Linked DNA regions of Mus musculus: all the other regions are linked to region 1. A link is a loop called in an ENCODE intact Hi-C map of the cell type or tissue named here. Cell type or tissue: heart. All regions are shown on one strand. Links, peaks and the distances in the headings refer to the core of each region. The heading gives the core; the rest is flanking DNA. Region 1 has its middle 4.8 kb from the start of Arid5b. Region 2 has its middle 51 kb from the start of Zfp365. Region 3 overlaps Gm46229 (a long non-coding RNA gene). Region 4 has its middle 41 kb from the start of Zfp365. Region 5 overlaps Rtkn2 (rhotekin 2). Region 6 has its middle 17 kb from the start of Gm32748. Region 7 holds the start of Gm51770 (a long non-coding RNA gene).

Evidence for each region. Hi-C counts contacts between places; a loop is a spot of excess contacts. Peaks named below come from ENCODE experiments on the same cell type or tissue, not always from the same donor. Only the 100,000 strongest peaks of a DNase experiment are listed, where the experiment ranks them.
Region 2: it touches region 1 in a loop (10-fold over the local background); 11 of 42 quality-filtered maps call a loop at or near these places.
Region 3: a loop joins it to region 1, with 3 times the contacts of the local background. A loop is called at or near these places in 3 of 42 quality-filtered maps.
Region 4: it touches region 1 in a loop (6-fold over the local background); 11 of 42 quality-filtered maps call a loop at or near these places.
Region 5: it touches region 1 in a loop (2.6-fold over the local background); 14 of 42 quality-filtered maps call a loop at or near these places.
Region 6: it touches region 1 in a loop (2.3-fold over the local background); 8 of 42 quality-filtered maps call a loop at or near these places.
Region 7: a loop joins it to region 1, with 5 times the contacts of the local background. A loop is called at or near these places in 23 of 42 quality-filtered maps.

The regions. Positions count from the first base shown.
Region 1 is chr10:68,281,264-68,285,827 of GRCm38, reverse strand. No RefSeq gene overlaps it. Among named protein-coding and RNA genes, the nearest start is that of Arid5b, 4.8 kb to the right of the region's middle. In heart, for the core only: CTCF peaks have their summits at 2,504 (motif pointing right) and 3,191; DNase peaks (open chromatin) are centred at 2,587 and 3,177; H3K4me3 peaks cover 1,221 bases; H3K27ac peaks cover 1,089 bases.
Region 2 is chr10:67,859,807-67,864,370 of GRCm38, reverse strand. No RefSeq gene overlaps it. Among named protein-coding and RNA genes, the nearest start is that of Zfp365, 51 kb to the left of the region's middle. In heart, for the core only: a CTCF peak has its summit at 1,887 (motif pointing left); no DNase peak of the experiment used is centred there; H3K4me3 peaks cover 240 bases.
Region 3 is chr10:67,309,440-67,314,003 of GRCm38, reverse strand. Gm46229 (a long non-coding RNA gene) reads right to left here. Exons shown (of 2, transcript XR_001779791.2): 2 at 375-588. Among named protein-coding and RNA genes, the nearest start is that of Gm46229, 7.7 kb to the right of the region's middle. In heart, for the core only: a CTCF peak has its summit at 2,503 (motif pointing right); DNase peaks (open chromatin) are centred at 2,233 and 2,503; H3K27ac peaks cover 412 bases.
Region 4 is chr10:67,869,574-67,874,137 of GRCm38, reverse strand. No RefSeq gene overlaps it. Among named protein-coding and RNA genes, the nearest start is that of Zfp365, 41 kb to the left of the region's middle. In heart, for the core only: a CTCF peak has its summit at 2,141 (motif pointing left); no DNase peak of the experiment used is centred there.
Region 5 is chr10:67,982,702-67,987,265 of GRCm38, reverse strand. All of the region lies in intron 1 of Rtkn2 (rhotekin 2), which reads right to left. Among named protein-coding and RNA genes, the nearest start is that of Rtkn2, 5.4 kb to the right of the region's middle. In heart, for the core only: a CTCF peak has its summit at 2,489 (motif pointing right); no DNase peak of the experiment used is centred there.
Region 6 is chr10:68,354,987-68,359,550 of GRCm38, reverse strand. No RefSeq gene overlaps it. Among named protein-coding and RNA genes, the nearest start is that of Gm32748, 17 kb to the right of the region's middle. In heart, for the core only: CTCF peaks have their summits at 226 and 2,321; no DNase peak of the experiment used is centred there.
Region 7 is chr10:68,148,679-68,153,242 of GRCm38, reverse strand. All of the region lies in intron 4 of Arid5b (AT rich interactive domain 5B (MRF1-like)), which reads left to right. It overlaps Gm51770 (a long non-coding RNA gene), which reads right to left and starts at 2,137. Exons shown (of 3, transcript XR_003948901.1): 1 at 1-2,137. In heart, for the core only: no CTCF peak of the experiment used is centred there; no DNase peak of the experiment used is centred there.

The DNA of each region.
Region 1 (4,564 bases), core at 293-4,292:
CAAAATCAACCCTGGGGTCCTGGTGGGAATTGGTGTTAGGACACCATTAAGGTGGTGTTGCCCGGTTAAGGAGTTGGCTCAATGGGTGAAGTGCTAGGCATGCAAGCAGAAGCCTTGAGTCCTGGGCCTCAAAATCCCAGCATCTACACAAATGCCAGGCAGGCACGGCAGTAATTCCAGAACTCTGGAGGAAAAGATAGGGGATGGAGGAGGAGGGATGTAGGGCGGGGCGGGGATGATAAACTGCCGAGCTAGAATAGCTGGAATTGGCTAGGTTCAGCAGGAGACCCTGAATCAATAAATAAAGAGAAAAATGACAGAGGAAGACACCCAGTGTGACCATGGACTTTCATATACACATGCACACACACACACACACACACACACACACACACACACGAACATATACACAAGCACACATATACACACCATACACCCATACACACAAAACAATAAAGTAATATATTTTTCTAATTTAAAGAACACATTGGGCAACTCTCTGAAGACTCATCTAGTTTAGATTTACTCTGTGGAAGCTTACCCAGTTTTATCTTGATCCAAAGTCATTGACAAAGAGGATTGGAACAACCTCCGGGCTATTCTTGTCCAAGGCCTTGAATCTCTTCCTGCCCTTAGAGATGAGCCACATTTACATATGTTAGCCTCCCCCCCCCCAAAAAAAAGGCCTTAGCTTTGTCAATCTGTGGCACTTTAAATGTGGGTGGGTACGGGCACTCCCATGGGTTTGGTTGACAACCCAACATAGAGAAACGCACATAGATGCCCAGTCTAGATAATTGTACCACAATTATCTGAGAGACTTCAGAAATCGGAATTAGGCTTTACTTCTGACACATAATTATAGCAATGGACTCAGAGACAGAGAAAACACGTTAAGGATTATTCCTTGACTTTCAGTGTGGTGATTCATCAGCCAAATCCACATCAGCCAAACGTAAGAAGTTGCTGAACGCTTATCAAATGAATTCAAGTTGTAAGTCACCAAGTTCAAGGAACTGTTGATGTCTATTTGAAACCACACAGAGGAAATTTCTATAGGCACTGTCATCCTCACCCCAAATAGAGCCAAGACTTGGTGTGTGTGTGTGTGTGTGTGTGTGTGTGTGTGTGTGTGTGTGTGTGCGCGTGCGCGTGTGCATGTGCGTGTATGTGTGTGTGAATGTGTGTGTAAGTGTGTACTTGATGTGTGTGTAAGTATATGCTCGCTGTGTGTGAGAGTGTGTGTGTACGCTCGGTGTGTGCAAGTGTGTGAGTGTTTTTAAGTGTGTGAGTGTGTATATGTGGTGTGTGTGTAAGTGAGCAAGTGAGTATGGGGTGTGTGCGTGCTAGCTGTATGTGTAAGTGTATATATGTGTGTGTGCTCTGTGTGTGCATGCGAGTGTGTGGTGTATTTGAGTGTGTGTGGTGTGTTTGCTCTGTATGTGGACTGTGTGTGTGCTTTGTGTGTGTGCTTTGTGTGTGTGTGCGCGCGCGTATATATGTATGCTCTGTGTGTGTAAGTGGGTGATCAATGTGTATGTGAATGTGTGTGGTGTGTATGTGTGGTGTATGGATGGAAAGACGGCAAGATTTTTGATAGCTTCATAGGCCTGGGATTTCTTTTTTTTTTTAAAGATTTATTTTATTTATATGAGTACACTGTAGCTGTCTTCAGACACTCCAGAAGAGGGTATCAGACTCCATTACCGATGGTTGTGAGCCACCATGTGGTTGCTGGGAATTGAACTCAGGACCTTTGGAAGAGCAGTCAGTGCTCTTAACTGCTGAGCCATCTCTCCAGCCCGACTTCTGTTTTTTATAAGCTAAAATAATTGTCCTGGATTAAAAATATATATATAACTCTTACTAAGGTCAGTTGTAAGCTCATGCCATTAATACCATCACATGGAAGGCCAATCTCTGAAGTTCCAAGTCAACCAGGGCCAGCTGGGTCACAAATGAATCTCAAGAGCCGGATGGGGGGCGTGTTGTGAGTTACTACCATCCTTTCTAACAGCAAGACATGCCAGAATAAAAGGAGATTGAGAGTCAGTATGTTTTATACAACATTTTTAAAAAGAAGTTTGGCGTTTGTATGCTATGTAAGTCATAAACATCAGAGACATTTAAAGGTTAGTTAAAATTAAGTGGTTTTGGTGATTGAGGTAAGTTAGGACTCAAAATTAATTTGCAAACATTAGAAAAAAACAAAACAGGTTCGACATTGATCCTAGGAATGGAAATGATTTGCTCGCTGAAAATATGCGACTCATCCGAGGTAAGAAGGGGCCTTGGGGCTTTCCCTGTCCACAAAGACCATCATGCGACCTTTGCGCAAGGATGCCTTTCTCCAAGTTTCCCACGTCATTCCTGCATCCCATTCGAAATCCATTTAGAAACGTCTCCACAGCCTGGTTCAGGGCTAGTATCCCACGCCCACCCCAGCCCTGAAGACCGCTGCTGCAGCCAGGAATCCCACATTTAAGGTGTAGCTCAACCTTTGACCACTAGAGGTCTCCGGGAAAGCACTGACCCGTATAACCCTGTTTATCATCCTAACTGTAGACTTGTTGCACAGCCCGGCGAGCCCGCTCTGCTGGAGGCTGCCTTCTGACGGTCGCCAACCAGCCCTGGCTCGCCGTGGCGCCAGCCTAGCAGGGGGATGGGCCAGGCGGTGGCTGACCATCACACCGGGCTGACTTTTAAAGTCACGACTCAGTCCACACTGTCTAGGGGTTACCTCTGGATCCCCACTTCTTGGCTAATCAAGTGAGGGGAGAACCCCAGGTGGGCAGCTGGAACCCCTCTGACTGGTCACCCTGCCCAACACTCACTAGCCAAGGTCTGGGCTTTCTGAGTGACCTGGCATCAGCAGGCCGAGATCCACCTCCCTGTTTTGCCCCGCTCCCCACCCCTTTCCCAGTGCTCCCCACACTCCTCTTTCGCCCACCCCCTGCCCTGTGGAAGGTCATTGGGGTTCCATTCACCGCCCCTGTTTTCATCAGCGTGGGAGGTTTCTAAAAAATAGTGTCGTCTAGCTGTAAGAGAGAGAGAGCGCGAGAAGAAAAAAAAAAAAAAATGGAGGAGGTGGGGGCGCGGAGGGGGAGCCAGAAAGGAAATAGCCAGGTTGAGTTCCCAGTTTTTATCAAGCAATTCGCTCACCAATGAAAGCAAGCTGCAGTGGCAGATTTGAGCCACACGCGGTAGTGTGTAGCAATTAGTAGATAAAATGCTGACTAAAGTGCTAAAACATGAAGTATTATTGTAGCCAAGGTCAAAAAATGCTTCAGTTGCCTTTTGCAATTTTTTGGTGGGGGGGGAAGAGGGGAGGGGAGGCCCTGAGGTGAGTGGAGAGATGGGAGGTTTCGAAATGGACGCCTTCTTTCTTCAAACTGTACTTTTTTTTTTTATGATCCTGTTTATTATAGCCCGAGCTGCCTAATTATGTCACTGCTGGGTTTTGCAGCTAACTTAATCCTCCTGATCCTTTATGGAACGATTCACACACACCGAATAATGTGTCTCCCCCACCCCACCCCCAAGCCCCTTGAGGCCCAGGGTGTGTGTGTGTGTGTGTGTGTGTGTGTGTATACTAATTTTTAAACCTTTTAAATATATTAGGTAACAGTTCAATTGGGAGCTCATAAGGCAGCAGGAATATACATGTGTGGGTGGAGGTTACTGAGTTTCAGTACAAGGGAAAAAAAGAAATATTGGTTCGTGTAAACATACACTGCTCTACCCTCCTCCTCCTCTTCTCAGACCCAGTCAGTCCCCACTACAAGCCTTTTTATAGATAAATAGAGCAGTTGCTTTCATGATTATAACTGTCTTGAATGGATTGTCTTCTTACAGCATTCAATCTGTTTATGAGTATTTACTTTACATTAGCCCAGGGACCCTGCGCTGCTGGAGTTTGCCTCTATTCCCCTGGGTGTCGGTGTCTCAAGTCTTACATCTGCTCTGTGATTGATGGAGCCTGAATCCACGTTATTACTCTCTCACAAGCAGAAATCAAACAGGCTATTAACTACATTACTTCAAAGAACTGTTTCAATACAATCTCCTTATCTTAATTGAAACTTTCTTTGTATGGATAGTTGCTACACAGATAATTTACAGGTGTCTATCAAACATCACATTAAAGAGGTAAGAACAGATTTTTTTTGAGGTGGGGGGGGCACTAACACAGTGATCTGTGATTTTAAAGGCCTTTCTCAGTATCGGATAGGCCATTGATTTAGTAGATTTATGATGTTCATGGGAGTGGGGTTCGAGGTACTGGAGGAAGAGGGGGAGAAATTCAGTTTGAAGGTTTAGCAGGGATCTGATTATAAAAATGCAAATATTCAGAAATATTCAGAGCTGGGTTTGGAAGACCTTATCAGGGAGATTAAAGCAGCGCAGCCTAGTGTAGTGCCTACCTTCAAGAGACATAGAAGAAGGGTTCTAATTAGGTGAAGTCATTTACAGACACTTAAAGACTACCCAAGTTGCTCAAATGCTGTGGAAAGCTGTGTGTTTTTTAAGAGAGGTTTAATACACAATCCAGGGATGCCCTCAG
Region 2 (4,564 bases), core at 215-4,214, 420 kb after region 1:
ACACACACACTGAAATAAATCACAAAAAGAGGAATGTTGGCGGTAGGAAAGCTTCCCGATGAAAACTGGAGGCGCTTGAAGAGCTGTTCCAGATGTCTACCCAAGCTTCAGTTGCTTCGTTTGGTAAAGTAAAGGGCTGTGTACACGGACCTGCGTTTCCTAAACGTCCTTGAACAAAAACATCACGAGGAGTGGTGTTAAAACTAGGACAGCGCATAGCCTTACCCAGGTGAGCTGAATGCAAATCACTAAGGCGGTGCTGAGAATCTAAGTGACTTCCTCTGGACTAGCCCACTATGGAGACAGCCTGGCTCTGACCACGTAATCTGGTTAAACTCCAGAATGAGGGAATGGACCTGCCTCTTTCTAAGAGGTCGTGTCAACGCAGAAGAAGAGCAACAGAGCTTGAGTCTCCCAGGTGGGGTGCACCCAAGGCCATGTCCTTCTACACTATATCTTAGCTCAGGCTAACCCCCTGTCCATACCTTTCACCCATAACCTAACTTGAGTTTTTGATTCTTCTCTAATCTAAAGGGAGAAATATGGAGAGATGAGGGCCATGGTGTGTTGAAGGACCGCTGAATCCTTGCAGGGGAGATTGAGAAGGACTTTAACAACACCCCACCCCCACCCACCCCCACAGCAAAATGAGTTTCCAAACAGGTGAGGACTTAACCAGGCTCTTAGCCCAGAGTCCAGGTTTCCTGATGTTCAGAATCAACGTATTTTCTGATGACTTTACATTTGTGATGATCCTCTCAAAGAGGAGTGTCTGTTTGGCCTCACAGGCACCTTAGGTATGATTGTCTGAGAGCCATGGGCTTACTGGTGATTCAGGGATGAAACAGGTGACTTCTCAAAAGGTGTAATGCTCTCCTGCCAGAAGGCTCACGACTCTTAGCACCTCATTGTCAGGAGATGGAAGTATAATGGTGAAACAGCGAAGCAGCGGGAGTCGCTGATGTGTAAGACACCTGCAAAGTCCGAGGGAAGCCAGTCCATTGGCAGAGAGTGACATCGGTACCAATTATTCTGGCACAAAACTTATTTCTACCATGCACCTGTGCAGCCAAGTTTTTATCCAAACCCCTAGCAATGTCCAAGTCCTTAAGCCACAAAAATCAGAAGGGAAAAAATGGATTTCTTTTGACCTGTTGCCTAAGTCCGTGACGTCATATGCTTTACAGGCAAAGCCATAACAGTGTATTCAAGTATGTCATCTCCAGTATACTTAATAAAAATACTATCTCTATCGAAAAATGATTCGTCAGCCAAGTTACCTATTTTTGCCCATGTTTTCCACAGATACATGGAAAGTCATATTTTACACCCATAACATTAACGTATTTCCCTCTTTGGTGTGTGGGTTTCTTTACTATAGCATTTCTGTGTGTTTGCATTTGTTTATCTAGCGATTCTTTTTATGCGTGTGAACATGCAACAGGTCATAGGTGGAGGTCTGGAGGTCAGAGGACAACATTCGGGAGTTGGTTCTTCGCTTCAACTATGCGTGTGGGTTCTAGGGATCTAACACACAGTCAAGCTTGATAGAAAGTTTTTTTAACCCACTGAGAGACTCCTCAGCCTCCCACCCTCCCTCTGTCCCTCCCTTCCTCCTCTCCCTCCCTCTCCTTCTCCTCCTTTTTCCTCCCTTTCAATAAGGTCCTGCCCCCACTTCCTAAGTGCTGAGATTATAGGCACGGGGCTTATGCAGCGAAAGTGACCAAACCCAGGGCTTTGTTCCCGGAGTGCAAGCACCCTACCGATTGAGCTGTACCCCAGACCCCACTTCTTTTCTACCTTAGCCCACCTTACTGACACAGGAATCTGAACGTGTTTGTAACATGACTTTATATACGCTTAGAGGAGCTACCGCCACCTGGTGTCTTACCCAAGATATTACAATTGGCAGAAAACAAACAAGCTGCTGATTTTGCAGGCAGGGGATTTTCTTCTAGACAGGAAAGTCCCAATATCCATACAAGTTAAGTAGCCTGGAATCTTGACTAACTGGCACAAAAGTAGCTAGAATAGGTAAGTTAAATCACTGGGATTTTATTTTTAATGGCTAGAAGAAAGTACACAGCCCTTCCCCTTCCCCTCCCCTCCCCTCCCCCTACTTTCCCCTTTCTCTCCCTTTTCCTTCCCTCTTCCCCCCTCTCCTTCCTTCCCTTCCCCCCTCTCATTTTATCTCCCCTCCCTTTTACTCCCCGCCCCTTCCCCTCTTCCCTTCCCTTTCCCCTTCCCTCTCCCAGTCTTCCTCTCTCTCTCTCTCTCTCTCTCTCTCTCTCTCTCTCTCTGTATGCATACAAACTTGTTCATGTGAACACATGAGGGAGCCAGAGTCTGACGCTGGGATGCCCTCCCTCCACACCTTCTCTGCCTCTCCTACCAAAACTGAAGTTTGCTGTTTCCACAAAACACTGTGTCCAACATGTAGATGGCACTTTAATTTCCTTTCTGTTCCTATGACAACACTGTGGCCAAAAGCAACTCAGGGGAGAGAAAGGGGCCGTTAGCCACAGGGTATCACTGGGCAGAAACCATGAAGGAATGCTGCTTCCTGGCCGGCTTTCAGGTCCATCTCTACCATAAGCTAGACTTCTAATACAGCTCAGAACCATCTGCACAGAGGATGGTGCCACCCACAGTGGACTGGACCCTCCTACATCAATTAACAACCAAGACAATCCCCCACAGGCCAGTATGATAAGGGATATCACTCAGTCGAGACTTCCTTCCCTGCTGGGACAAGTAACAGTTAAAGTTAGCTAGGACATATGGGCTCTGGGCACCCAAGCTCAGGTCCCCATAACTGAGCATTAGGCAGTTTACTTATGGAACCCAGAGTCCCATTCTTCATATTTAGGAGGAAAAACAACAGACACAAATGGCGATTGTTGAAATTTAATTCCACAAGAAAGTTAAATGGCGTGTCCAGATTATTGGTAATAATACATAAAAATGTTAATTAGTAAGGACAATTTTGATGACCTATAAGACCTTAGTCATTCACGGTGTCACTTCAGTACTTCAAGGCAAAAAGGATTTTCACAAAGAAATTAGTGTTTGGTAGGAGATTAGCATTCCTTGAATCTCTTTCCAGGCCTTCAATGATCCACACCGTTGCCATGACTAATACCCTGACTATCGTGACCCAGACCCAATTAGCTGGCAAAGCAAATGCTAAAGAGAGAGCCAACTAGGAGTTGGTGAGATCTCGTTTCAGAGTTGGTAACTTTGTGTCAAGAATCTCATTTCTGTCGGCAGGCTTATCTGTAACATGGTCAGGAGAGTCACACCCACAGTTCTACACAAGGTGTATAATTAGCCCTTAAAAGATGACATGGGTGAGCACATGGCATTGCAAAGGGGTCCGGCACACAGGGAAACCTCTTCCTGGAAGCCTCTTACTCCATTGCTCCATTGCTCCATTGCTGTTAGCTCTCAGAGCAGGAGAGCCGAATGCTGCAGGTACCTGCACAGGTGAGAAAACACCATCTCTGCTCTCGGTGATGTCAAAAGTTGTTCCTATTTACATCTTTCTACAATCTGTACCCATAGGGGAAAACTTGAGTATACATCGGGTTTGGGGGTGGAGCAAGATAGATAGAGATAAGGAAATATGGCTGAGGTCATTTTACAACTGATAAATTATGAAGAGCAGTTCCGCTGAATATAACTACTTTAAAATACATTTGTTTAATCTATTTATTAGAGACAATGTTTCGCCTAGCCGAGGCCCTGGGTTTACTATGTAATTGAGGCTGCCCTTGAGTGGGCCTGTGCAGCTGTGTGTATGAGCACAGATCCTGCCCTTTTGCTGCTCCCTGTCAAGTGCTGGGACTGCAGATGTGCACCTCTGTACCAAATATTAGGAGGTGCTGAGGATAAAGCCCATGCCAGGTGGACACTCTCCTCCACAAGCCCCATCCCCTGCCCCTACATTTCTTTCTTTCTTTAATTGTTTGGAGACAGGGTCTCACACTGTACTCTAAGCTGAACTGGGACTCACTTACATGGCCCACACTGGCCTCAAAGTTCTATCTATCCCCCTGCCTCAGCCTCAAAGCATAAGGCACCAAGCTCAATTGCTTTAGGAAGCAGCTTGTTGACTTTATCTTAAAGAGTTGAGCTACGACACCCTGCTTTTCTTGCCCTCTGTAAATCCTCTTCCTGGCATAAAGTAAATGTGAAAATGTAAACAGAAAATTTGGTTCTTCTAAAGGAGACCCATGCTACCTTCTTCCTTTTGGGGGCGGGGTGGGTTTGGGGTTTTGGCTTTTCAAGTATGGGGCAGAGTTCTTTATGTAGCCCTGGCTGTCCTAGACTCGATCTGTAGACCAGGCTGGCTTCAAACTCACAGAGATCCACCTGCCTCTTCCTCCTGAGTGCTGAGGTTGAAGATATGTGCCACCCCACCTTCCTTTTGCTTTTAAGTAAAGGATTCTGGGAACAGTTGTGGTGACAGACACATATCAAGAGGGAGTTATTTTGCTCTAACTGTATATTATAGAAAGTTAACAGGTTGCCATATTACCCAAGGATAACTCGTAAATCATTT
Region 3 (4,564 bases), core at 141-4,140, 970 kb after region 1:
ATTGTTAGTTATTATTATTATTATTTCTATTATTATTACTATTATTATTGCTATTACTATTATTATTTTTGTTGCTGGCTTATTTCTAGTTCAGCTACCTTTCTTATACAGCCACAGTGGAATCCCCCTGCATCAGTTACCAATTTGAAATGCCCACAGGCCAGTCTGATGGAGGAGGCAACTCCTCTTCCCTATTCCCGGCTATGCCTAGATTTGTGTCAAGTGAACTCTGATGGTGAGATTTTGTGAATTTTCCTCCATCCACATCTCAACCCCCGTGGTCATGATGCAAGCCTTGTGTAGGTAAACGTATTGCTGGACTGGATCGATGCACATCCCCGCCATGTCTAGAAAACACTATCACACAGCCGCTGTCCTGGTCCTCTGACTCTTTAATGTTATTTTAAAGACAGGGAAAACTCCCCCTTTGACCGTTGTTGATACCCTGTGTTAGGCAGTAAAGATTGCCTGTCTTGTTCCTTTGCCCTGTCAATGACTCACTATGCTTCCCAGTTAGCAGCAAGTTGGCAGAGACATTCTTGTTGTAGAATCTTGACTCTTGCAGTTTTGAAGGGTGGAGGCAGCAGCCTGAAATTACAGCGAGGATACCAATGGGTTATGACACGTAGAGGACTATAGCAAAAACAGCTATCTATGACCCACAATTCCACGGTCCTGAGAAAAGCTCCACTATCTTAAGTCATTCTTATTGCCGCAGAACTGACAGCTCTGTCTAGCCATCTTTTATTCTGGAATGTAACCAGAGCCTTCCTGTAGAAGTGTTAAAATCGTACGGGAAGTTGTCCATTTCCTTTGCTAGAAGAGGGGTCCTATTATAATGAAAAAAGTAGCTGGACCTTTTTTGTAAGAACCATTTGAAACTTTGGGCCTAATTCTCTGTGTGTGTGTGTGTGTGTCTTTGTGTGTGTCTTTGTGTGTCTCTGTCTCCCTATGTCTATGTCTCTGTATCTCTGTCTTTGCCACTGTGTCTCTATCTCTGTGTGTCTCTTCTGTGTGTGTGTGTGTGTGTGTGTGTGTGTGTGTTTGTGGAGAGGGGTCCATGTGTCGGTGTCTCTGTGTCTGTCTGTCTGTCTCTCTGTGTGCCACTCTCTGCCTCTCTGTCTCTATGTCCCTGTGTCTGTGTCTCTATCTTCATGTCTCTCTCTACTCTCTCTGTCTCCGTGTGTGTCTGTCTGTCTCTGTCTGTCTCTCTGTGTGTCTCTGTCTCTCTATGTCTCGTGTCTATGTCTCTGTCTCTCTCCTCTCTCCCTCTCTCTCTTCCCCACCCCCCTCTCTGGAGGGGTGGAGATTGTGGCAGGAAGGAGTTGCTTCCCAGTGTCTGGAAGTCCTTACCAATAACAAACTCGAATCGGAGGTTGCATTTTTATGTCCAGACAGGATGTGGTGGAAAGCAGACTTGGAACTGGGAGAGGGGAAATGTGTGTTTAGTAGTTTTTAATTTCTCTTTCAAGGAGGAAGACAATGAACGGACTTGTTTCTCCAAGGTCAGAATGAGCATCTGATACAGACAGGGATGGGGGCATCGCTATTAATGCCTACACGGTGTGGGCAGAAGGGAGTAAGGTGAATACGTGTGATTTCCCATGCATGTCTCGGTCTGAGTCTTGAACAGAGTCATATTTCATTTCAACCTGTGTAAAAGAAGCATAATCAAATGATCTGAGATGGCTAGCCAAATGCAGATGATGTTAAAAGGCATTTTTCAATTAAAGTGGAGCCAAGTGACCATTCCTGTAATATTTAATAGAAAAACTGGACCTGAAGATACATAAAGGTAGAAGAAACAAATGCCTAACTGCAAATAAATGTGCTGCTGCAGTTTTTGCACTGTGGGGGTTGGGAGTTGAGCTCTGGAACTCGCCACCACTGAGCTGACTCCCCTGCCCCTACTAAGGGAAATTTTATAACACTCCAATTAGCAACTGCGACAGCAACTTTTAAAATGGTTTCCAAGTTTTAAATATTGTTTTGTCTAGTGTGTGTGTGTGTGTGTGTGTGTGTGTGTGTGTGTATGTGTGTGTGTATGTGAGTTATCTGTGTCCATTCATGCGGAGAGGGTGTACTGGTTGTTTTGTTGTGGTGGTGGGATTTGTTGCTGTTGTTGTTGTTGTTGTTGTTGTTGTTGTTGTTTGGGTTTTTGGTCACCTTGGCTCAAGTCACCGTCATCTGAGAAGAGGGAACCTCAGCCACCATCTCTGGGCAGCCGGTCAAGCAGGCCGAGCAAGCCCGAGGGACTAACCCAGGAAGTGACACTCCTCCATGCTCTCTGCCCTGACTTCCCTTCATGAAACTCACGAGCTAAAATAAACCCTTTCCTCCCAGGTTTGCTTTTAATCATGGTGTGTTGCCACAACAACAGAAAACCTAATTAAGATAGGCAGCATCCTTTTTTCAATCATGTCCCATCTTATTTATTTTTATGGCATAAATGCTTTGCCTGCATGTATGTCTGTGCACAGCATGGGAGCCTGGTACCTAGAGAGGCCAGAAGAGGGCATCAGAGCCCGGAGGACTAGAGTCACAAACAGCTAGGAACTGCCATGAAGATGCAGGCAATTGAAGCCAGCTTCTCTGGAAGAGCAGCCCCTTCCGTCTTATTTTTTTGAGACGTGGTCTCTCACTGAACCTGGAGTCTATTAACTGGCCAGTAAGCCCAGAGACTCTCTGCTTTGCCAGCACTAGGATTACTGGGGCCTGCTGCCATGCCTGACTTTATAGATGAATGATAGGGACCAAAACAAAGGCCCTCACACTTGTACAGCAAGCCATTTCCTACCCTCTAAACAATACCTTCTACATATCATGTGTGTATTGCATGTACTCATTCATATCTGTGTATAGATGCATGTATATTGCCAGTGTGTGCATGTGTGCGTGTGTGCATGTGTGTGTCTGTATATGCATGTGTGGGTGTGGGTGTGAGTATGTACATGCATGTGTGTGTTTGTGTGTGTGTGTGTGTGTGTGTGTGTGTGTGTGTGTGTGTGTGTGTGTGTGTAAGTAGCAGGAACAGTGCTCTGTGTGAACACTGAGAGCAGTACAGCCACAAAAGCATCTCCTGCAGGAGGACCTAATTGAGGCCTGCCTGAGAGAGCAAGGATTGCTAGTGCAAACAATGTCAAACAATCGGAACTGCTGTTTAGAAGAGACACTTTCTTGGGACCAATGGGGCGTGGGGTGGGTGGAGGGTATTAAAGGAGCTTGCAGCAGTGTTCAGATGAGCTTGCGGCAGTGTTTCTCATCTGCTCCCGGGAGTCTGTGTCACTGACTCTGCACCACCTCACCCTCAACCCCAAGAGCAGGTAACATTGAGTGGAGAGCTGTCCAGGGCACAGGCAACATGTGTATGTTGTATGCATGTATGAATGTGTGTTCACATGTATATGTGTATATGTGTGTGCACGTGTGTGTGCATGAATTGTGCACATGTGTGTATATGTGTATGCATGCATGCATGTGTGTACTTTTGAGTGTATGCATGTCTGTGTGTGTGTGTGTGTGTGTGTGTGTGTGTGTGTGTCTGTATCTCTGTGTGACTGTGTAGGGCCAAGACTGATGTGTGGGGTCCTCTTTGTCTCTACTTTATTCATTGAGGCAGGGTCTCTCAATTGAACCCAGAGCTCACCTACATGGCTAGTCTAGACATCCAGCTTGCTCCAGTGATTCCCACACCTCTACTTCTATCTACCTAGTCCTGGAATTACGGGTGAGCTACCACGCCCACACAGCATTTATGTGGATTCTGGGGATCCCTCCTGGTTGTCTGGCAAGTGCTTTAACCGATGAGCCACTTCCTCAGACTTAAACGGCAATTTCAAAAATCAAACATTGCATCATATTACAATCTCATACAATAGCCATACAGTGTTTCCATGCTCCGGAATGACGGTAAGGAGTCAAGTAAAGCCTCTGTGTATTCAAACCATTATGTTTCTAGAAGAGCAGAGAACGCTGTACATGCAGTGTAGCTCTGTAATTAATGATCTATAATAGGCTCAACTCTGAGCTGAGTTGTATCATAGTGTGACAGCATGCTGAGCACATGCAGACACACTGTGTGCTCAGAGCCAAGGTTGTGTCAGGTTTTTGACACAGGCAAGCATAGCCAGAAACACCTTCACTAGAGGTTTTATTCTAATCAATTTTTGTTCATTGAGCATTTAAAAACCCTTCAATTTTGCCAATTTTTTTCATGACAGGCTCCCCACCCCCATCCCCCGCCCATTTGGCTCTATATTGGATTGTGACTCACAGTCTTGAAAATAAATAAATAAAACAGAGCCTGGGCCAGGAAAAATGGGTAAAAGACTAGCTGGGCAAGCCAGCCGCCTGAGGTCAGTTCCCAGAATTCACAGAGCTAGCCAGATCAGGGGCCCACATCTGTGCCTTTAGCACTCCTAGGGCAAGATGCAAGCGAAGTGAGAACAGGAAAATGCCACAAAGGCTTAGAAGTTTGAAAGGCAGCAGGATTAGAGTACGCAGCTCATCAGCAGAAGCAAGACAGATACCGCCTCAGCACAGAGATGGGCAAGAACTGTGGCCT
Region 4 (4,564 bases), core at 262-4,261, 410 kb after region 1:
AAGTTCTATTCCCTACAACCCACAATAAAAAGTGGGGGGGGGGGAGAGTCCAGGTGTGGTAGCATGCACTTGTGATCCCAGGGCTGGGTGGATAGAGACAGGCAGACAATGGGGCTCTGTGACCCAGCTTAGCCTACACTGTGAATTCCCAGCTATTGTGGGAACTTGCCTCCAATCCAAGGATGGGCAGTGTCTGAGAAATGGCACTCACCTTTGCCCTCTGACCTCTATACACATACCTCCATACATCTATGCACACACTTCTCATCGTGTTATGATAGCTTTCCATTCTGATGTTACAATAACTTGTCCACAATCAATCAATATGGATAGCTCCCTCTCCATACATTAAAACCTATATTTGACTTTTTATTCTTGTAACTCCATAACCAAATTCTTCAGCTGTCTCTGGACCCTCCCTCCCTCCCTCCCTCTTCCTCTTCCTCCTCCTCTTCCTCCTCCCCTCCTCCTCCTTTCCTTCTTCTCCTTCCTTTTCCTTTTCCTCCTCCTTGCTCCCCCCCCCTCATTCGTGGCTGAATGTGGGGATACTTCCCATTTAAACCATAACAGAGGCTTCAAAGCTGGAGGTGCACGGTGAGGAGGAGGTTGTGGAATAGTTAGGAAAGGGAAACAGACGGAAGAAAGCGGGTCTCTGAAGAGTGCAATTGAAGAAATAGCCCAGTACTACTCCGGTCTCTGCCACTGGACCTGCCAAGATAGAACAAGATGCGCTGCTACCCTCTGCCATTGAGTCCCGGCTGCCCCACCTTCCTCACTGTGAAATTGTGAGAGGAAATAAGTTCCTTAAATTACTTCTTGTCAGGTATTTGGTCACAGAAATGAGAGAGGAAATGAATATATTTCCATCTTTCGTTTTATCTAAATATGAAAGACAATATTCCCAAATAATGGAAATGAAGGAATGTGGAGACATTGGAGCTGAATCACAGGCCTATTCAGAGAAACTTATTTTTCTTCTCTTTTAAAAGTATTTTCATTAAATCTTGGAGAATTTCATACAACCTGATAGGATCGTATTCACTTCCTTTCTGATCTACTCTCAGATCTAGCCCTGTCTCTATAGCTACCTAAATTATGTCCCTACAAAAATAATAGTAGTAAACCCATGGAATCCAATTTATACTGCCAAAACATGCTTGGGCGTGTATATATTACCCCCCCCCATTGTGATCCATCTACCAGGGGGCAACACCCCTAAGGAAACCCTGACTTCCCTCTCGCAGAAGCCATCAAATTACCAATAGGTTCTTGGCTAGGGAATTTCATGCTTATCTTTGACCTCTATCCTGAAATTTTTGTCTGCCTTGAGCTTGCTGTCCCAACCACAGTGAGTTTATATGTGTGATTGCCCTTTCATGCCCAGGAAAACATTGTTTCTTTGTATCCAGCTACGATACCTCTGGCTCCACCTTCTCCTCAGAGTTGATCCCTGAGGTGTGGGGAGAGATGTGACACTGATCAATTGCACTTAGGGCTGCGCACTCCTGATAGTCTCCTATTCTCTCCACAATGAGCAGTTTGGAGTCTGCATTACTCATCTTCTATTGCAAGAAGGAGCTCAGAGAATGTGTTTCTGTCCCGTATTTTACCTTGTCTTCAGTATATGTGAATCATATGCAACTACTAACTTGCTTGGAATTTTTTAGGATAGATAAAGGAAGAAATATGTTAAGACATGAAGGCTAATGTTTGTTTCATGTGGCTTTGGCTACGGCCTCTCAATACTGGTATTATAGAGAGTGGAATTTGAGCCCTTTAAAGGTATTCCGGACATAGATAGGTGCTCAAAGAAATATGTCTCCCATTCCAGCCCAACTTATGCCCAGATAGGAGCTCAGTACCAGGTTGATGTTAAGAAAGTCTCTCAAGCAATGCCCCCCACACAGGCCATCTCTCCTACAAGTGTCTCCCCACACAGGCCATCTCTCCTACAAGTGTCCTTTATGGGATTCTCCTAACTACTTGCTACATTTTTAACAGTAGGCTTGGGGGTGTGCTGGGAAAAGCCCTAATTGATAGCATTTCTGTTTACCCTAGTGTCAATGTCCACAACTGCAGGTGAAGCCACCAGTGAACAGTGGCAGAGCAGTGGCTGAGTGGAACCACAGATGCACGGTGCTGCCCTCTACTGTTAGGAACTGCTCTGGTCCTAAATGACTACTGTCTCTAATTGCAAATGCCTCTCTCTGGGTGTCAACCCTTCTTAGGTAGGGATGTCTTTGGGTTTTTGCAGGAAGCTTCCCAGTCTTGTAAGTGGACCTGAGAGCAATAAGTGTAATAAGTGGGGACGCTGGCCACTGCTGCCTCATGTGCTTGTCTGACAGTAAAGATCTGAATCTCAATCTTGGCTCACTGCAGGGACAGCCTTTTCCCAAAATGCTACAGACTACAGCCTAGCATTTCCACTTGAAGGTCCGAAAGGTGATTTTGATGTGCTAAAAACTGAACTATCGATGCCAATGAGATATCCCAAAGATGCTTGCCACAAAGCTTGAAGACCTGAATTAGATTCTGGGACCCACACGATGGAAAGAAAGAATGGATTCCCATAAACTGTCCTCTGGTATCCACAGTTTTGCCTTGGTACCTGGGCACTGCACATGTATCATGCATGCATACACAACAGCAAGAACAACAATTATAATAAAGAAAAGGTCTTTGGAGGACATTTTTAAACCTTTGAATCAATTAGAAAATAAACAAAAGCCAGGCATGGTGGCACACAACTTTAATCTCAGTGATGGGGGAGGCAGGTAGATCCGAGTTCAAGGACAACCTGATCTAAATAGTGAGTTCCAGCTCACTCAAAGCTGCAGAGTAAGAATTTGTCTCGAAAAAGAAAAAAGAGAGAAAGAGAGAGAGAGACAGAAAGGGGAGAGAGAGAGGGAGGGTGGGGGGAGGGAGGGAGGGAGGAAAGAAGAAAGGAAGGAAGGAAGGAAGAAAAGAAGCCAAAAAAAGAAAGAAAAAAATCACATTTATTTAGCTGTTGTTAATCAGGTAATTAACAATAATTCCTGGCAATTATTCCTAAATTCTCCGAGGTTATTGTGTGGCTAAATACACACGCAAAGTTTGCATTATGGTAAAAGCCGATAGTGTGCTTTCACTTGAATATGAAATGTGCCCCACAGATACATGCTACCAGCACTTAGTCTTTCCATGGATGGTAATATCTTAGAAGGTTCTAGAACCTTTAGGTGGAGGTGGAGCCCAGCTGGAAAAAGTGGCCTACTAGGGAGAGGTTCTTGGGATTTGGGGATTGTTTAAATCCCACCACTAACACACACACAAACATGGGTACACATACGCACAGACATGGCTACACACATGTGCACACATGCATGCACACACACATACACACATAGACACATACACACAGATGCGGCTACACACATGCATTACATACACATGCACACACTTATACACAGACATGGATACACACACATACACACAGACAGGACTACACACATGCACACACACATACATGCACACACGTGCACACACACAGACACGGCTACACATACATACATACACATGCACACACACAGATATAAACATGGGTACATATACATACATATACACAGACATGACTACACACACACACACACACACACACACACACACACACACACACAAACACCCTCAACTCTGCTTCCTGTCTAGTGAGAATATGAGAGGCTCCACCATGCCTTCCCATCATGCTAGAATTTTCTGCAAACCAAAACCAAAGAAAATTATCTTTTTTTTAAAGAGTTTTTTTTTCTTTTGCCAGAGACATCACAGGGAAGTAAAAATAATTAACATAGTGCCTCTTCCTCAGGAACTCTCAATACTAGTGGCACAGTGCCAGCCGATGTGCTGTCCTCCCGACTTCTTAGGAAATTTCAGCCATTAGCTGCGTCAAAGGGAGAAATGAGGATGAATTTTTCTCCCGTTCCCACCTCTGTCTTCGGAAATGAAGGGGCAGAAGCAGACGTTCTGTTGACTGTGAGGAGTCGCGGCTAGAACTGGAGAGAAACTCAACAGAGTGCTAGTGTTCTTGAATAGTACTGCTTCCTAAATGATCCTTAGCCAGGACAAGGCCACAACCCAGGGACAGCCATGGCATTCGAACAGTAGGATCAGTAGGAGGTTGAGTAAACAGAGCTGAGATGTGTTCACCACTAATGTTCTTAATGGTACTATGTGTTCTGTCTCATAAACACAATGTAATTGAGTTACCCGTCGTTAAGTGTAACCGCCATTCCATTTGGATGCTGTAAGCCAAGCTCATCCCATACCTGCCTGTGAGTTATCACTTAGAGAAGAGTTACAAGCACAGTGGTTGCATCATGGTTTTAAGGTTCTTGCCTCACGTGCTTGAAGTGCTTCTTTTCTTGTGTGCTTTTGAAATCTGTCTCATTACACTAAACTTCTGAAGTTCTTGTTTTGTTTTCTCATCTATTCATCTATTTGTCTATCTATCTATCTATCTATCTATCTATCTATCTATCTATCTATCTATCTATCTATCCATCAATCTATCATCTCTCTATCCATCATT
Region 5 (4,564 bases), core at 242-4,241, 300 kb after region 1:
AACTACGATTAAGACAGGCAGAGGGTGGGAAACGTAGTAGACATTGTTTGTTTGTTTTTTTTTATACCATTCTGAGGATGAAACCAAGCTTCCCAGAGTGAAACAAATACAGCCATTTGCAAAAGCTATTTGCAAGATTCTCAAGTTTCTTGCATTATTAGGAACTCTTTTCAATTTACTGGCTAAAAGGAAAAGAAACAAAGATGAGAAGAACATCTTGCTACCATAACCTCCGTTAGCTTAACAGAGCTCTCAAAATCCATATTTGACCCTTGAGTGGGCCCTTATTTGGATACAGAATTTCCCGTGTTATTAATTACAATGGGGTCACAATGGAGTAGAATGGGTCTCAAATTTTAATAAGGCCAGGAAGAGACACAGACCCACAGAGAGAGAGAAGGCTACAAAAATACACAGACCCACAGAGAGGCCACGAAAAGACACAGAAACACAGAGGCCACATAAAGATAACGGACACATACAGAGAGGCCACATATAGATGTAGACCCAAAGGGGCTACAAGAAGACTCACAAACAGGACTGGTCATATGAACACACACACAAGACACACAAACACACAGAGAGATACAGAGTTAGAGACAGAGACAGAGAGACAGAGACAGAGCCCTATGACGACAGATACACGAGGAGGCCATGTGAAGACAGAGATGGAACACAACAGGTTGATCCCAGTAGCCAGAGCCTAAAGGGGTCATGGAAGGGGTGTTCCTGAGGGCCTGCAGAGGTGGGGGTGGGGTACTGTCAATCTCTGGAACTGGGGGTGGGGAGGGGATTTGTGGGTCATTTGTTAGACAGCCTTAAGAAATACAGAATAAGCAGCGGGTGAATAAGAATGACGACTCAGCAATTAAGAACAGAATACTTGATGCTCATCTAGTGGACCAGGGTTCGGGCCCCAGCGCGTACATCCAGCAGTTCAAAATTGCATGTAATATCAGTTCCAGGGGACCCAGGACCCTCTTTTTCTACACATGTGCATATAACCCCCACCCCCACCCCGGCTGCCACCACCACCTTAACAACTGTAAGCAGCACACTACACACATGCACAGATCATGAGAGCCACAGGTGGCTCTGATATGCCTGGAAATCGCCAGAGGCCTCAGCTGCCGGGACAGAGACTCATCTCTGGCCATGTTTATTTTGGAGTCACCAAGAAATTTCTTTGTAGCTTAGTTCTGGGTCTTGGTCTTTTTCTATTTAGTGACTGCATGATGGCCTCACTCAATATACAAGTCTCATTCGTACCATTAAAAGTCTACACACCAGATGCAAAGTCCTCTGTTCACTCCCAGAAACTTTGTAAACATTAGAAGCCACAGAGGCCTCTTTATGAACGGGCACAGAACCCACGCGTGTCTATTTCTAAGCGACAATCCTGGCTTCAGAGGTTTAAAAACAAAATACAAAAAACAAAAAAAAACCTATTACTTTTTCTTTGTACCGAAATTCAATTTAAAAATGTGGATAGGATCTAATAAGTGTCAAGGATTAAAAGGACAATCATTTCAAAAGGAAGAGAAGAGGGTTAGGAGAGTTGAGAGTCTATGGCGGTTACCCCCGAAAGCAAAATGTTAGATGGTTTGACTTGACTCTCCAAGCCTAATCGGCTGAGCTATTCACATGAGAGAACAGATCTGTTTAATTACCTTCTGTTACCACAACATGGAATCGTCACAGGCTAACCTTGTCATGTAGTATGTGCTGACTCAAGCTGGGGTACTCTACCAACGCTGTCCCTTGCTGCACTCCTTTCTTTGACCATGACTGCCTTCCACCAACTCCGACGTCATCTATGGATGACTTGCAAGCCCCAATGTCGTTTCTCCTTTCACATCATCAGCAATCAGTTCTAAGAACCATCTACGTGACCCACATGTCTACAGTGATAGACGGTAGACGGCGGCAGGCTGGTTAGCGCTGGTAAGTGCACACCGGGAGCGACTGGAAGCTGGGATGAGCCGCTTTACCCCACAGAGCCAATATAAATAAATGCCATCTGGTGCCTCGGAGTTCAGCTTTGCCTTTTAAACGAAGCAACGAGACAGCTGATTGAGCTGGCGCAGAGGTTCTGAAAAGCTGGCTACATCCGAGAACCAACTGAGGCACACGGAAAGAACCTTATTAAAGTTCCTGACCCATCCAATTAGGTCTTTGGAGACGGGAAGAGCATTTTTTTAAACGGTCTTCTAATGTGGGGTGGAGACCCCTTTGGGGGTCACATATCAGGTATTTTGTTCATTTTTTTTATACCAATTCATAACGGTAGCCAAATGACAGTTCTGAAGTAGCAACAAAATTATTTTACACTGGGGGGGGGTTGTCATCTCAATGTGAGGCACTGTATTAAAGCGTCGCAGCGTTAGGAAGGTTGAGAACCACCACTCTAGCGTTCAAAATAGCAGGTGGACTGCTACTGTGGACAGTGAAATCCAAAGATTTAAGGTTGCAATAACCTGAAGTAACCAGCAGGGGGCCACGGCCACACTACACATTAGCCTGGGCTTCAGGGCCTCCATCTATCTGGGAAGTGCATTTTCTTCCCCAGCTGAAAAAGACTTCGGTGATTACAGAGGATTGGGAAATGGAAGGGATAAGAACCTCAAAGTCTTAAATCAAAACAAACAAAAGCTTACGCATGAGACTAAGTTAACGTCCCTTAAGGAAATAAGGCATATGCAGAAGCTATTTCTAGAATTCCACCCTTTACTGCGAGAGTTAGTGAACTGTGGTCTGGTCCATGTGTGATTTTGTAAATAAAGTTGTCCTGAATCACACCAGCTCGTAAAAAAAGCCGGATTGAATCACAACTAGCTCATACTGGCTCTGGCTGCTTTCCAGCCACAGTGGCAGAGTTGAGAAACTTAAAAGATAGTGGCCTCTTACCCACTTCAGCTTAGATGCGCTATAGACTAGGATCCTGACTCCTTTGTCAAAGCTAGTCGAGCAAGTGAGAGAGGGCTGAGGCTGCAGGGTGAACTGCCTACTAAGCGCTACATCTGCATTGTCTTTGAATACATTCAGTTAACAGTGTCCACTGCTGCCGAAAGCTTATGCTGACCACACAACCTGTCGGCACACATCCACCCTGCCCGGGAGAAGAAAACCTCTGACCAGCAAAACTAAGCAGCCTTAGGCAAGGAACTGTTTAAAGAGCAAGAGAATTAGTCTTTACTTAGTAGGTGTGCATGGTACTGCTGGGGAGAAGTTGCTGTCTCGGGCCATCCAGTGTGAATAAGGATCTGGAAAGGAGGGGGCGCCCGCTGGGCATGCAGTCATGTTGACTGGCCTCCAAGAGGACTGAAGAGCTAAAATCATTACTGTTACAGCCCAGACCACAGAGCACAGCCAGGCAGAGTTAAGGATGACTGTGGCCAATAAGAAAAGCTGCCCCGCATGCATCCTGCTGCACCATTGAAGAACGAGTCCCCAGAGTGAGTGGGTTAGCAATCTCCTTTCTCGGGGTTCCATCAGGTCAAACAGAAACCTGTGTCACTGTCCTGGTATGGTTAATAGTAAAAGTTAAGAGCTAAGACGGAGCCGGGCAGTGATGGTGCATGCCTTTAATCCCAGCACTTGGGAGGCAGAGGCAAGCGGATTTCTGAGTTCGAGGCTAGTCTGGTCTACAAAGTGAGTTCCAGGACAACCAGGGCTATACAGAGAAACCCTGTCTCGAAAAACCAAAAAAAAAAAAAAAAAAAAAAAAAAAAGACAGAATGGACGGAACAAAGCTAAAAACAGAATAGCTGGACCCTTTAAAAGTAGGAGATAGGGGCTGGACAGACAGCTCAGTGGGAATACTTGCTGTTCTTCCATTGAATATGAGTTCAGTTTCCAGCACCCACAGCATGCAGCTCACAAACAACTATGAGTCCTGCTCCAGGGGACCCAACGCCTTCTCCTGGTACCCCACACTCATGTACACACCCATATAAATACATAAATAAAAATAAATGTTTAAGATAAGTAAGAGTAGAAATGGGGAGTTGGGGAGATGCTCACTGTGCAAGCACAAGGACCTGAGTGTCCACAGAAAAGCAGGCACCGTGGCGTCTGGGCTGTAACCTCAGGGCTGGGGAGGTGAAGGCAGACAGACCCTGGGGGGTACTGGCAGTCAGTCTAGCAAATATGGAAAGCTGCAGGTTCAAAAAGAAATACTGTCTGTCTGTCTGTCTGTCTCTCTCACTCTCTCTCTCTCTCACCTTTAATCTCAGCACAGGGGTGGCAGAGGCAGGCAGATCTCTGTGACTCCATACCAGCCTCCTCTAGTTCCTGAGTTCCAGGCCAGCCAGGGGCTACACAGCAAGACCTTGTCTCCAAAAAACAAACAAACAAACAAAGTGGAAAACAATAAAGGAATAAACGAAGCTGCCCTCTGCCCTCCCTACGTACGTGCCCAGATGAGAATAACTCTGCACACGCCTGCATCTGCATACAGAAGAGGCTTTAGAGCTGGGTATAGTTCAGCAGTGCAAGGCTTCTCTAAAAGGCGGGGGGGGGGGAAGGGGGCTGGATTTTATCTCGAATGCCACAAAAAGGTAAA
Region 6 (4,564 bases), core at 148-4,147, 74 kb before region 1:
AGGTTATTAAAAGACTGATGGATCTTTAAAGGATCACTCGATGTACGGCTACTCTTAGCTATATCACTGTGTCAGGTCTGTGTGTGTGTGTGTGTGTGTGTGTGTGTGTGTGTGTGTGTGTGTGTGTGTGTGTCTGTTTATGCATATAAATGCTTTGCCTGCCTGGGTCTAAACATACCATGTGCATGCAGTACCCACAGTAGCCAGAAGGGGCATTGTCCTCCCTGGAACTGGAATTACAGGTGGTTGTGAAATCCCCATGTGGGTGCTGGGATTTGAACCTGGGTCTTCTGCCAGAGCAGCAAGTGCTCTTACCCACTGAGCCACCTGGAGAGTGTCACTTACAGCTTGATGACCTCCAGAGAGTTGCTTCATCTGTGCAACTCAGTTTCCTTGTCCACAAAACCTGCACAATAACATGAACTCAGAAAGTTGATTTTGTGACTCAGCAAGATTATATACACTCAACATTTATTACTAAATAGTAAGAAACTAACACCAAAATGGAACAAACATTTTCCCACATACTTAGAGGTGGGGCTGGCACTAAAGCCCTTATCTCTTAGCGGTTTGATGGTCTGGGAGTCTGATGGAAACAGAGCTGTCCTCGATAATGAGACTAGGTTGGCTCCTGTAATCATGTCCTCCAGAGAAAACTCCTTCCTCTGGCATGTGGCCTCTGAGACCTGGCTTGTCTGACTTCTTTCGCCTTCCAAGTCATAACCCTAAGCCCAAATCCCAGAAAAAAAGACAATTCTATGACTCAAGGAATTTTTCTCTTAAGAATGTTCTTCAAAACACTCAGTCACATCCAGGATAATTTATGGATTTATTAAATATATAAATAAGCAAGTATGGCAAACCGACATATGCAGGCTAGTTTTGTATCAACTTGGCACAAACTAGAGTTGGAAGAGGAAGAAGGAATCTCAATTGAGAAAGTGCCTTTGGAAGATCAGGCTGCAGGCAAGCCCCATAGGGCTTTTTTTTTTTTTTTAAATTAGTGATAGATGTGGGAGGGCCCAGGCCATTGTGTCATTGTGGGCGGGGCTACCTCTGGGCTAGTGGTTGTGGGTTCTATAAGAAACCAGGCTGAGCAAGCCATTAAGCAGCACCCCTCCTTGGCCTCTGCATCAGCTCCTGCTTCTGGGTTCCTGCTTTGTTTGAGTTCCTGTCCTGACTTCCTTTGATGACCACCAGTGATGTGGAAGGTAACCCTTTTTCTCCCAAGTTGCTTTGGACATGGTGCTCCATCCTACCAATGCTAACCCTGACTAAGACACTACAGGTGAAATACAAAGTTGATCAAACTGGGTGAAAATTTTGTAATAATCCATAGTGTAATGATGATGCCTGTTATAAAATAGCTACAAGGGATTTTGCTTATTTTTCTTGATTCTTTGGTCAAGTACATCTGAGAAGAGACAATACAATGTAGCACAAGATGATCATAAATGAGTTCAGCATTTGGGGATTTTTTTTTAAACACAGTTATTCTGGAGGGTAATGAGATGCAATAATGTTTCAAATGTTTATTTATTTATTGGATGGGGATGGGGGCACTATAGCCTTCTCTTGATAAATCTCTGTAGTCCATTCTCTACCACCTTCTTGTGGCATCCAAAGCTCCAGTTCCCATCTCTGGACCTTCGCCAAAGCTCCTCTACTCCAGATGCTAGCTCGCTTGTCCCCCTTAAAATGATCTTTTAAAAAAAAATACTTATTCCCATCTTTGGAATGCCATGTTTTGGGACCCACTGGCATCTGCTGTTACCCCTGACATCAAATGGAGGTAGCATAGTTCAACTTAAGCTCTTTAAGTACACAAGGGAACAGGCTGATGTCGTTTCTCTCTGTTTCCCTCTCACAGAGAGGAAATGAGTAACAATGGGAGAAAGCCATGTGTGTTCGTGGAGATCAGAACATTAAACTGGAGCATCAACCAGCTCTTCGCTGAGGAGTTCCAGGAAGAAGGTTCCCACAGAGTTGGCCTTCACCTACATGAAAGGCTTCCATTCTCTGGGTGATGGCTTCTCGCCTTCCAAGATGGCGACTCACGGTCGATGTGGAAGCCTAGTTCAGTGTTTGCTGAGGCTCCAGTATTCATGGATTCCATACAGAACTGAGGTTCCTTCCCTGTTGAGGCACAAGCTCTTACCAAAACAGTGAGAACACCAAGACTGTATTCTTTGGTCCCAGCAAGCCCCTATACACTTCCCCAGGCAAGGAGCCCTAAGGAAGGCAAGGCTTCAGTCAACCTTTCTGGAGACACAACCTTCTTTCCCAGGACCTTCAGCTCAGCTAAGTGGAGACACCTGGTGTCTGGTGTTGCAACTTCAAGAAGATCAAAGAGTCTGGGCTGAAAATCGGGCCTCTCATAAAAGCTGCCTCATTCAGGACAAGTTCCAAAGCAGCAATTCAAATAGCAGTCCCGTTCTACTCCAAGGAGGCTCACTTCCCTTCAATAGCGCCGCCGTCCACCGACAAGGTTTTCTCCATAACCCTGCCTCTTTTAACAGGAAAGAATCTAGCATAATCACAGGGCAGGAAGTATTTATTAGAAGCCAGGGAGAATAGGTCTCCCTTTCTGGCCTCTTCATTTTGTGGGGTGTTAAGTCATGGGGGGTGGGGAGCAGGGGGCGGGGGAGAGGCAGATATCTGCTTGGTATGATATCTGGTTGGTGATATTTATAAGTAGCCAGCCAGAGTAGCAAAGTTGCCCCACACACACATCCTGAAAAAAAAAAAAAAAATTTTTTTTTAGCCTAAACAAGGCCAAAGGAATATTAAAGTTTCACTAGGGAAGAAATATGGCCGCTGCCAGGAACTGACTAGTCATAAAACCCAAGGCATTCAGGCGTCCATCATCGCCTGCCTTTTAATGACTGAACTAAAAGAAGAGACATCAGTTTTCAAAATAAGGTTATAAAAATGCTGTGCACAGATGAGGCCTCCAAATATTTTGATAGTACCCGAACAAAATTGCATATATATACATATATATATATATATACATATATATATATATGTATATAATCATTGAGACAAATCACAAAACATATGTTGTTATGTTTTGCTCTAAAAACCATGAAGTTTACCCAGAACCCTATTATGGTAACTGCTTCACTTTTCATGCATTCCTAAATTACCATGTAATCTAAAACCTTGTTTTCAGCGGCCCTATATTGGAAAGTCCCTTCAAACTAAGCAGGATGATGGCAGGCTCGCTCACATTCAGAAAGAAACCTGCCTTTGCTGCTGAAAATGAAAGTGGGATTTATCAGATAGACTCCTTTAAAACAGTCACCACCTTAGTGACACACGGGGCCTGACGCATCCAGGAAATGCCGAGACCAGGAATTATGCTTTAAGCTCTCTGCATTTTCAAACACATGGATAGTTGGTGTAAAAATATATTCTTTTCCTGCAGGGACGTGACTGTAATTAGTGTGTGCCAAAACTCTCTCTCTCTCCCGGAGATTTCATTGTCTTATCTCTTTGCAGCATCTTAATGCGATTTTATTTTACTTTGTCAAAGTCCTATTAACATAAATGTGTTCTCCATAGCAAACAGTGTTCTTTTTTATGCAAAACAGGATTCAGCTGACTCTAATAAAACAGCTTGCAGTCTATTAGAGTACAACAGTAATGTGCTTATTTTGTTTGTCAAATCAAGACCGCCGTCAGAAGGCTCTAGACAAAGATTTGTCTTGTTTTCCAGAATAATTGCCAGGGTGGGGCTACGTTATGATCTGTAAATGAATAGTATCGCTTAGAACAAACACTTCATATATCTTTTATCTTCCCCTGCACACAGTTCTGAGTTTTTCTTTGAAATCTTTGCTCCACTTTTCCACATAAGTCATCAGAATGTTTCCAAAGAATTTTAACTGCCAGATTAATTATATCTTACAAACAAAGATAGATTGCTTACATTCTTTATTCAGAAACCCTGCCAGTATGGAGCAACTGGCAACAAATTAATCTCTTTTGCAACCCTACAAAATGTTTTGCTATGAAAAGGCCTGGAAGGTAAATGGATCCTTTAAAAAAAAAAAAATCAGGTTGCTCATTCTGAAAGGCTAATCCTAAGCACAGAACAGAGGAGTAAATGAATCTAGCTACTCCCTAACTTTGCTCTTCCTTTTCTTTCTTTCTTTTTGTTTTTTGTTTTCTTGGTTTTTTGTTTTGTTTTGTTTTGTTTTGTTTTGTTTTTGTGTGTGTGTGTGTGTGGTTTTTTTTGTCTTTTGTTTTTTCCTTCTTCTTAACAACTAGGTTACAGCCTTCTGTTAATGGATTCAGTTAATTAAGTATTGCTGTGACCTGGTGGCAATTTCTGAAATCCAGAGAATTTTTCCCTCTTTTAAGGTCTGCCTCCCCCACGGGGCCCCGGGTGTAATCTGTTTGCAGAGAGTCTATGTATGTCAGCCCTGCTTCCCTTAGAAGCTTCTAGAATGTTTTAATAAATTTATCAACCGAAAAAAAATATTACAAACATTTCATTTCCTTTGACTCAGGCACACCACACACACACACACACACACACACACACACACACACACAC
Region 7 (4,564 bases), core at 259-4,258, 130 kb after region 1:
CATTCCATGGGCTGGGGTCCTAAACTGTATAAAAGGGGAGTATTCATCTCTCTCTGCTACAATGTAACCAAATGCCTAACTCTTGACACCTGGATAGACTATATCCTTCAACTGGGACTGGATGTAAACCCTCCCTTGCTTCCCTAAGTTACTTTTTTTTGTTCACTGCAAGAGGAAAAGTCACCATCAAAGGAGCTAAGAGTGTTCTAGAAAGCTCCTAAGATTGATTCCACAGCTTGTCTGAAAGATAGGTTTAGGATCTTGCAGCCTTGCCCTCACTAGGTAAGGAGCATGTATGAATCAAAGAGTGTCCATTCCTGCAGGAAAGCTTCTATGTATCGGGGACTGTCACAGCCACATGGTAAAAAATGGAAAGAACCTAAGATTCCCTAGAGGAGCAAGCATAAACAAAGGTGGTCACAGGCACTGGACAGAAGAGGGGCAGAGGGAGGAAACAGAAAAGGGTTCCTGTCACCAAGCCTAGGTCTTCCTGAGTTTGATTCCCAGGACCCACAAAGTAGGAGAGAATTGATCCTGACAAGTTCTCATCTGATACCAATATGTGCCATGGCATGTGTGCCCATCCAAATAAAAAAATAAGTGTAATTTTTTTTAATTCTAAAAGAACATCAATTAATCCCTGAATTAACACACTTGAGATTTTTAGAAAAAAAAAAAAAGAGACAAATCCCATAGTTTTCAGTTAGCATTGGCTCTGTGTGTGTGTGGGTGTGGTGTATGTATGATGTGTTGTATGGGAGTTTGTCTGTGTGTGTGGTACATGTGTGGTGTGGTATGGTATGGGGGTTATGTCTGTCTGTATATATGTATGTGTTTCTGTCTGTCTCTCTGTATGTGTATGTCTATGTGTATGTCTGTCTCTCTGTGTATATGTGTGTCTGTGTGTGTGTCTATATCTCTGTGTGTGTCTGTGTGTCTATGTCTGTGTGTGTGACTGTTTAGTCCAGCAAGTGAGTGCTTTTCTCTCAACCTTGCTTTTTGAAATGGTGTCTTGCTAAAACTGGAGTTGACCACTTAACTAGACTGACTGGCTTAGCTCAGAGATCTCCTGTCTCCACTCATCTCACCACCTAGCACTAGGGTTGCGGTCGTGAGCCTCAGTACCCAGTGCTGGGAATCTATTCGGATTTTCATGTTTGAATGGCTAACACTTTACTAACTGAATCATTACTCAGGCCCTCAAATGACATTCTGTGTTTAACTGTGCAACACATATAAGCCCACTAGACATGTTTGGTCAATGAATGAATTCCCTTTTTATTTAATGAAGTTGTCACTTCCCAGATATCAGAACAGAGGCCTGGTGAGTAGGGGATACTTAAATCAAAGCCAATAAAACTACCATCACTTTGACTACACACATTCACGATGTTCTTTTATCACCAGCTGGAATAGCACAGTCAGCCATAGGCTGGCAATCTAATCCGGTAGACAGTGATTCGGTTAAAGCTGGAACTTTCAGAATTGAGTGTTGGATTGGTGAACAGAAATAAAGGCCCCTTTCTTCCTTTTCTACCATGTGACTTGTCCTGACTTGTCTTCTCTTCTACCATAGACAAGCTTATGATGTGACTAATAGGAACGTACACAGAGAAACTAATAGGAAAGATCATAGAGAAATTTGACCCTTAACTGGAGTTCAGCCTTCCTGAATGATCTGCCTCTACTAAGATTCTGCAGCCAACAGATTGCTCTTCTTGGCCCACTCTATTTAAGCCTGTTAGATTTGTTGTCTGTTTATTGGTCTCCTGCCATACGCAGAACCTTCTGTGTGGTGATTCCTTCCACAACACAGTCTTGTTTAGAGGATTCCTCTTCCTTAGTGCAGTCTTATTAAGGCAATGCTTACCTACATGATCATTCTTTTCCTTCACCAAATACAATCAACCTAGTCTTAGAAGTCCTATTTTGTAGACACTATAACATTGCAGCCTCCAGGAGGGCCTGTTGATGCTCATATCAAACTATACCATATCTCTCTGTTCTTATTTTTAATTCCTGAGCTCTGCCAGGTGCTCACATCTGCTGAGGGCTCAGAAGTTGCCAGAACTTCCATGCCTCTCCCTTCAGCCAGCTCTTGGCTTCTGAACTACTTGATGTATTACCTCCAACATGCCTCTGCATATCGCTGTGATAATAACAGCCTCTGCCATTCACTGGGGCCTCGAGTGTGTGGTCCGCTGTCTAGTATTGTCTCATTCACATTCTTTCAACATCATAATCTGTGAGAATAGAGCAACCAGCCCTCCCTTTTAGCAAATGGGCAAACTTCACCCAGAGAGAGATGACTGTTTGCTCTTGATTCTACAGTTGTCTGAACTACACAGGGAATGCAAAGCCACCTGTGCCCATAGCTGCCCCCTCCTTGCTTTCTTGTGAGACTTGGGTAGCCAATGGCAATCTTCCCAACAACACCAGTGGGAGACACATGAAGGAAAAGATGATTTAACCTCAGGAAAGTGGCCTTGCCTGTGAACATCATCAGATGTACTTTCCTCTCGTGTGTGTGTGTGTGTGTGTGTGTGTGTGTGTGTGTGTGTGTGTTCATAACATTGGGTGTGGCAGTCTCTTATTATAAAATTAAGATAGCATGGAACACACCTGGGATGGGAGCCAGATGAAGCAAACAGTGGATGGTTATATAAGGTTTGGGGACTGTATGTGACAGAATACGGGCTCACTGTACTTTCTTTTCTCAATTGTCTACTGTTTGCTAATGTTTCCTTCTCGGTGTGATTGCCTCCCGATTTAATAGTGCTTGCCATCCAGGCTTTACAGTGGCAGACCCAGCATAATACCAGGCCCTTCTATGCTAAACGCACTGAGTGTGTATAGCCAACCACAGCCCAACATGTTTAGCTAATGGGTTACTCGGGAGCTATGCACTTACATAATTAAGTGATGTATGTAATTTTGTGTTAACACATTTGCGATGTGTGTTTCTCTGGTGATTGCGACACTTTATTCCCTGTAAAGCATGACATTTTAATTCCCACTGAATGGTTCTCTACCTTGATTCGCCTTGTTTTTTTTTTTTTTTTTTTTTTTTTTTTTGTGACAGGGGATTATTTTGCAATCAAGATAAAAGCATTATTTAGGAAATCTCTAGACTATCCCCATTACTGGGAACTTTTAACTGCAGATTAGTCTCCTATTTTATTGATCGCTGTTTTCAAAATCTTTATTGGAAATTCAATTTCATTTCTATGTTATCAATGGGCCCAGATTAGCATCCGCAAGATTTTTTTTTTAATGCAGTTTTGTAGGGATGGAGGTCTTTAAAAGCCCTCCTGGTATAACATCTCCCCTATGAAAACATTTTGCTTTCCTTTGGTGTTCTGGCTTTTCTTGGGCTTCAGGCTCGCTAGACCAATAGGTATCTATGTAGATGCTACTCCCACTTCCCCTAATTAATGGTGATCTTGATTGAGGGAAAATGCTGTAGGCACAAAGATAAGGGGTAGACCAGCCACCCTTCCCTCTCTAGAGGTATATGTTTGCCCCAGCGGAGCCAGCAATCTATGCAGTTTAACAAAGCCTCGCTCTATGCTGAGGGAATGGAAAGATGATTGTGTGGTTTAAAGGTCCTTTCTGCTCTTGCAGAGGACCTGAGTTCAGTTCCCAGCACCCATTACTGGCTAACAACCAACTCCAAAGGATCCCAATGGCACCTTCTGGCCTATGAGGGCACACACACACACACACACATATACACACTCACACACATAAACACACACATTTGTGGATTCGAGTCCCGACACAAGGTGGAACTTGAACCCACAACATACACACACACACACACACACACATATGCACACAAAAATAGTAAAGAATTTACTAAATCTCATATTAAGTGACAGGCACTGGTTTCAAAACTCAATACAGAGTTCTGCGAGTTCTATCACCGTACATCAAGCACCTACCATCTCTTTAAGAGTCTGCTGAGACAGACAATACGTGATGGGTACAAGAAACCCGAGAGAGTGTCTGTGGACAAAGGCACCCCCACACATCTGGAGAAGTGACCGAAGGATTGCAGGGTGGGTCAGGTCTACAACGACTACACCCTACTTTTTGACTGATTTCCAGAGATCTAAACTCAGGCCTCTGTGCTTATATGGCAAACCCCTTACAACCTGAACGATCTCCCCGGCTCTTGAAGCTGTGGAATGGAGGTGCTCTGTAAATTACCCAGAAGAACTCAGCAGTCACAGAGCTATCAATATTCTAGCTCCTCACCATGGTCTTCTGTTACCAGTTGGTCTGTCAAGCGTGGCTCCCCATACTTCATGTCTTACCAGGTCTCTCTCTGCATTTTAGAGCAAGGTTTACAAGAACCCTCAAACCTAGAACAAATTGTTCTATTGGTCCCAAAGAATGACAGCTCTCCCGTGGTTCTGGTTCGAGCCCCCGTGCCAAGTGTCAGTTCTCAATTAACTCTAGCCTCTGTGAGCTCCTAGAACACAGGCAGCCTAGATCTAGTTGTCTATACCTGGAGCTATGTGGCAAGGTGTGGCACCTAGAAGCTTTGTATTGTGTCCAG